Linked DNA regions of Mus musculus: region 1 is linked to region 2. The links are chromatin loops, found by intact Hi-C in ENCODE. Cell type or tissue: left cerebral cortex. All regions are shown on one strand. Links, peaks and the distances in the headings refer to the core of each region. The heading gives the core; the rest is flanking DNA.

What was found. Hi-C counts contacts between places; a loop is a spot of excess contacts. Peaks named below come from ENCODE experiments on the same cell type or tissue, not always from the same donor. Only the 100,000 strongest peaks of a DNase experiment are listed, where the experiment ranks them.
Region 1: it touches region 2 in a loop (2.9-fold over the local background); 6 of 42 quality-filtered maps call a loop at or near these places.

Annotation. Positions count from the first base shown.
Region 1 is chr14:105,707,976-105,710,895 of GRCm38, reverse strand. All of the region lies in intron 1 of Gm35967 (a long non-coding RNA gene), which reads left to right. Among named protein-coding and RNA genes, the nearest start is that of Gm35967, 19 kb to the left of the region's middle. In left cerebral cortex, for the core only: no CTCF peak of the experiment used is centred there; DNase peaks (open chromatin) are centred at 1,491 and 2,125; H3K27ac peaks cover 251 bases.
Region 2 is chr14:105,481,361-105,484,280 of GRCm38, reverse strand. No RefSeq gene overlaps it. Among named protein-coding and RNA genes, the nearest start is that of 4930449E01Rik, 16 kb to the left of the region's middle. RefSeq lists an enhancer at 1-2,108. In left cerebral cortex, for the core only: no CTCF peak of the experiment used is centred there; DNase peaks (open chromatin) are centred at 434, 823, 1,113 and 1,419; H3K4me3 peaks cover 691 bases; H3K27ac peaks cover 720 bases.

The DNA of each region.
Region 1 (2,920 bases), core at 122-2,621, 230 kb before region 2:
TTTTTCCCAAGTAGATGCTCAGGTGGCCAAGTGCTATTAGACATGGACTGCCTGGTATCACTCTTCAGCCCGGAATTGTACTTAATTCGTAGGAGATAATGTTCACTGTCTTTAAGATGGCTGTTACTATCAGGTTAGTAGGTAACAAACATTTGTCAGAGCAGGAAAAAAAAAACCAACAAACAAAAAACCAACGAACCAACAAACACCTAGAACTCCATGCACACTGTTGGTGAAAACGTAAATTGGCATGGCCATTGTGAAAAACAGTATGAATATTTCTCAAAAAATTAAAAAGGAAATTCTCAATGATTCTCAATCCACTCCTGAAATATATCTCAGAAAAAAAAAACCCAAACGATAATGGCAAACAAACAAACAAAACAATAACCCAAAGTACAAAAAACAAAAAACAAAACCAAGAATTGGTATTTCAGCAGAGGAGACAGGTTGCTGTAAGTGAGTTGTCCGCCTGTAAGCAGAGTTTGGGACCCCAATACACACATAAAAGCCCAGCTCAGTGGCTGGTGTTTGTGCCCCTAGTTTTGGAGGGTGGAGACAGAGATATGTCGGGGCTCACTGCCTAGCCAGCTCAGTCAAAACTGTGTGCTTCAGATTCAGTGAGAGACACTGCCTCAAAAGACAAGAGAAGGAGTTGGTTAGAGAAAGACACCTCAACATTAGGTCCAAGCTCACATAGGTGAGCACACGCAAGCACACATGTGAGCTAACCACTCCCAGACACGCACACATTCACATATACAACCCCCTTTTTAAAATCAGCATCTGAAAAACTTCTTCCCCCTTCTGTTTGCCACTGCACAATATACCATAGTCAAGATATTGAAATACTCTATGTGCTCATCACAAACGAATGAAGAAAATGTGATATATGATATGTACATACATGTGAGGCACAAGTCAGAGATAGGAATTTATAATTTTGAAATGTAGCACATAAAAAATATTTATTCAACCTTTAAGTTCTGTAACTTAAAAGTAAAATGAGTAGACAATGCATGAATTGTTAAATGTCATTTTGAGGCTATTTCTATTTGGAAGACCAGGCTGTACCCTGACTTACAGTTAATCTTCAGCCTTTATCACCTCAATGTTGGAATGCCAGGAGTGTACTGCCAGACCCAGCCACAAAAAAAAAAAACTGTAAATTAGAAACTGAGAACTTATGTTAGAAACCACAGAGACATTGATGTAGCCTTATGGATCAGGCACAAAATTGACTACTCCCTGTCACTATTGTGTATGTAATTAATTGCTTAAAACAATTTCGTCTGTAATCTCCTTATCTTTGTCATAACTCAGAGACCAATTGCATGCTGCTCCTTTTGCCTGACACAGGGCCTGCTAATGACTCACTGACTTTTCAGTTCTACAGGAGGAAAAGCCATGTGGCCATTTCCTGGGCACCTCAGGCAAATGATGCCCACCACTTTTAAGTTGTTTGGACTTTATGTAATTTGATGATCTGCAATCAGGATGCTAAAACACTTAGAGAGCTTGGGTTTGCATGCACACACTCTGTGAAAATGTCACTATTTGCACGTCTGAATTTATTGAGCCAGACGTACCAGTGGCAGCTTAGGGACTTTATTATTCAGACAGGCTTGTCTTGCCCTGTACTGATTTCAAATGGGAAGGAATTGCTTATATATTTGTCTGTCTGTGGGGCATTATGCTCAGTATATCAATGTTTATGTTACTTGGATGAGAAAATACAGAGTGGTCCCCAAGGGAGCTCGCATATCCCTACATCCACTACCTTAGACCACTTGGCAACGTTACCAGTCTGCCTCTCACACATCCCTAAAATGACTGTGTCAACCTCCTGAGGCAGTTCAGAGATCATTTTTCTATTACAACCACAGTGCATTTCTAGTCACAATAGCATTAGGGAAAAATAATTATCCTCTCTTTGCATTTTAACAAAAGAATTTAAAATGACAAAATAGTTTACTCAAAATAGCAGTTGAGAGGTCTGTTATAATTCTATTGTTGCTTCCAGAGCAGATGCCACGCCACATGCAAAATGCCAAGACCACAGAGAAAATATTTTTAGCTCGGTAAAAATATGTGACATTTAAGAAAGAAATGGTAGTGTCTTGATTCATTTGTTAATTAAGCCCTTCAACATTTTCTATACACAGTTGTTGGAAGGTTATAGGATGTAAGGAGAATACAGCCTTTGCCTCCGTGGGATGTGTATTTTTAGATGATTATGATAAACTGTTCCTCATAATTCATAATATGTGGGAGGAAGAAAGAAAAAGGCAAATGATAAATCAAATGTATTCTTGGTTTCATGAAAAAGAGCCCCTGACATTGTCTTTCATGGGACAAAGGATGATTGTGTGGGCAAGGTGCAGAGGAGGAAAGTCTCTTTAATGAACAAATGATTTGCACGTCCAGAGGTTCAAGTTGGAGAGCAACACTGTAGGCCTTGAGAGAGCTCAGGTGGGTCTCAGAGGACTTAGACAGGGCCTCGGAGGAGCAGAGGGGTAGAAGTTATGATAACTACTTGTTGAGCTCTTTCTAGATATTTAAGGTGAAGACTAGAAGAACACATGGCAGTTTCAATGCCTAAGCCTGAACAGGGACAACTAAGACAAATACATGACAATCTAGAAGGACACTCTTGGAAAATATGTTTATATTTAGGTGTCAGAACTTTGAGCAGTAAGATTAGCTTGGTACCCAGTACTCTGAGAGACAGGACCTCACAATGAAGGGTACCATCACTGTTATGTTGTAAGCTGCTTTCTAACATCTAAAATAGAAACAAAATTGGCATTGGAGCAGAGTTTCCCTTGCTCTGTTACAAAGAAAGTAACAATGGGAGCGGGCATGTTGGGGTACTTATACGCACAGGCACCTCTCCCATCTATGGGAAGAACTGGGTGTA
Region 2 (2,920 bases), core at 89-2,588:
ATGACTGCACAAACACATTTAGTACATTCAGAAACATACCACTGAGAGATACTACTGAGAAGGCCACCACTCAGGGAGTAAGAAATAAATGTTACTTAAATTTGTATTTAAAATCACTATAACCAATAATACGATATCCCACAGAATTGTTGGAGCTAAGTTTATACAACTGGAACAATACTTCTATTCTTAACATATTCTACTTAAACCATCCTAGCTTGAAGCCTAAACCAGAAACGATTACAGCAATCTCACATATTTATAAGATAATTTCACGGATTGGCTTGTTTTTGAAAAAATAATGGGGTAGCGTGATAACTGTATGAGAATCCAGGCACATAGGTTTTTCCTTATACACGTGATAGCCAAGAGAATGGAATGTGTGCGTCAAGCCTGACACTCTCATGAGTATTCTGTCCATAAACAACAGCTTACATTGTTTGGAGAACAAGAAGATTTTTTTTGAAACACGGGGCTAGGCATAAGAACATTGTAAGTCAAAATAAAAAATCCATCCTGAGTTGTCAAAAAGCCCAGAGTCTGATACACGCCGATGGCAACATTTACAGCCCATGCATGAGTAAATAGACTCGCCAATTCACATCCACAGGCACGCACCGATACCCCAGACCAACGTGGGCACAGGCGGCCCTTTATGTCTACCCGGACTTGGCTTTTGCAGCTGCCCGTTTTCTCAGTGTTGTCTCCGGGGCAGTTTCCTGTTGCCATAGCTGATGGCCTGCCCACGCCTGCCTGGGCCTTTCAAGTGTCAACACTCCCAGGCCTGCTGCAGTGGTCAAATGCTTGTTAATGAGATATAGCAGCTGGGTAGGGGTGAACCGCTGAGAGGGATAAAGGAAGACCGCTGGTGCAGGAAGCGATGCCTTTTGAATCTTTTCAGCAGGGTGAAAGCTTTCAAATCAAAGCGGGTATGTTGTATTCATTAATAAACCCGAGTTCCCATGCAGTCACATTAAAGCCAGCAGTTTAACTTTGAGCCAGACAGGTGAATTTCCCCCTCGATTTTACCCCGAAAGACAATAAAGACGAAAACAAGGCTTTAGCGTGGGACAAAGGCGCACTTCCTCATCTGCGGGGCTGACCAGACTGCTGAACCAAACAAGGGGCTACTTGCTTTCTTTTTCAATTTATCCCTTTGTCCGTGTATTTGTGTGCGCGCGCGTGCACGCCCGTGTGCATGTTGCAAAGCTCATAGCAACCACTCTTGGTTCTCGGGTTCAGCATTTTGCACACACACACACACACACACACACACACACACACACACACACACACCTTTTAAAACCTATCAAAAACAGAATTAACAACTTAACAACTACTTGTGAGGGAAAAAACTACACGGGCATGAATATGGGGTCATATGGCTACTGGCTCAGATGAAACCTAGCTGTGCATCCCCACCCATCTACCCCCACCTCAACCTATTACTGGGACAGTTTCTCCAGGAAGCTGTGGGAGGTGACAGCATCATGAGACAGTGCTAACAGCTGGGAGAAGTCAGGAGAAGAAGAAAGAAAGAAAGAGAGAGAGAGAGAGAGAGAGAGAGAGAGAGAGAGAGAGAGAGAAAGAAAGAAAGAAAGAAAGAAAGAAAGAAAGAAAGAAAGAAAGAAAGAAAGAAAGAAAGAAAGAAAGAAAGAAAGAAGAGACATCTACAGCTTAACTGACAGGGTTACCTTTAAATTCCTTTGCTAGGAAATTGGGCCCAGAGGCAGTTTTACTAGGTTAATAAACAGTATCAGAGATGAATTATCTATTTTTGGGATTGGCTGGAAAATCCAGTATCAATGATGTGATTTTAGAAGCAGGGATGTGTATATTAGACCAAACACATACATTATTTCTCTGTTACCATTTTTCTTCACAATCTTATTGATAAACTAATTGGTAAGGCTTATCTAATACTGTAAATAAAAGATCATACCTATATATTATCCTAATTATCCCAATTTGCAACTGCAAGCAATTAAGAAATTAAGAGAAGAGGCATTCTTTAAAGCTCTCCAGTTTTTAAATTTTCATAAATTATTTTAAGTGTTGATTCTTAAGAGGTCTTCCTAATCTAATATAGGAAGAAAGTGGAAATGCCATTTATTGGGTACTATAATGTATCAGACATCAAACTAGATTCTTTAACACGAATACATACCCATATATAAATTTATATAAATATAAAATATACATAAACACATGCGTATGTAGATAGATAGATAGATAGATAGATAGATAGATAGATAGATAGATAGATGTATATATCTATAACAGGCTCTCAAGGAGAGGGAGATGGCTCAGTGGGTAATGAATGTGCTTGCCTCTCAAACAAGAGAATCTGAGTTTAGGACCCATGTAAAAGAAGCTGAGTGTAGTGATACATGCTTGCAATCCAAGCTGTAGGGAGGCACAGCTCACTGGTCAGCTAGTTTGGCCTACACAGTGAAGGCACAGGACACTGAGAGAACTTTTCTCAAGGGGAAAAAAAATGAAAGGCATTTGAGTGGCACCCAAGGATATCTACTTATCTCTACCAGTGCAAGCACGCATGCATGCACGCACGTACCAGCAGACAGACATACCTGAATCCCTTAACACACACACACAAGCACATAGACATGAAAACCACACAGACCTGCACCAGCATTCATAATGCTGTGACGTCTTTACTGATCAAGACCCTCCGTTGTGGAGAGCTCACATCAACTCCCCAAGGCTGTAAATGACAATCAAATTTCACAAGCACATTTGCCTTCTTCTGTTTTATGTTTTGCCTTTTGGTTCTCTGGCTGGACTGTTTTTGGCTATCACCCCTACCTACTGGTAAGGTCGGACAAAGAGAAGGAACCCCTTCACCATGTCCGAATTCGGTGTTGTCCACAAGTGTATCTGTGAGGGTAGTAGGTTGAGT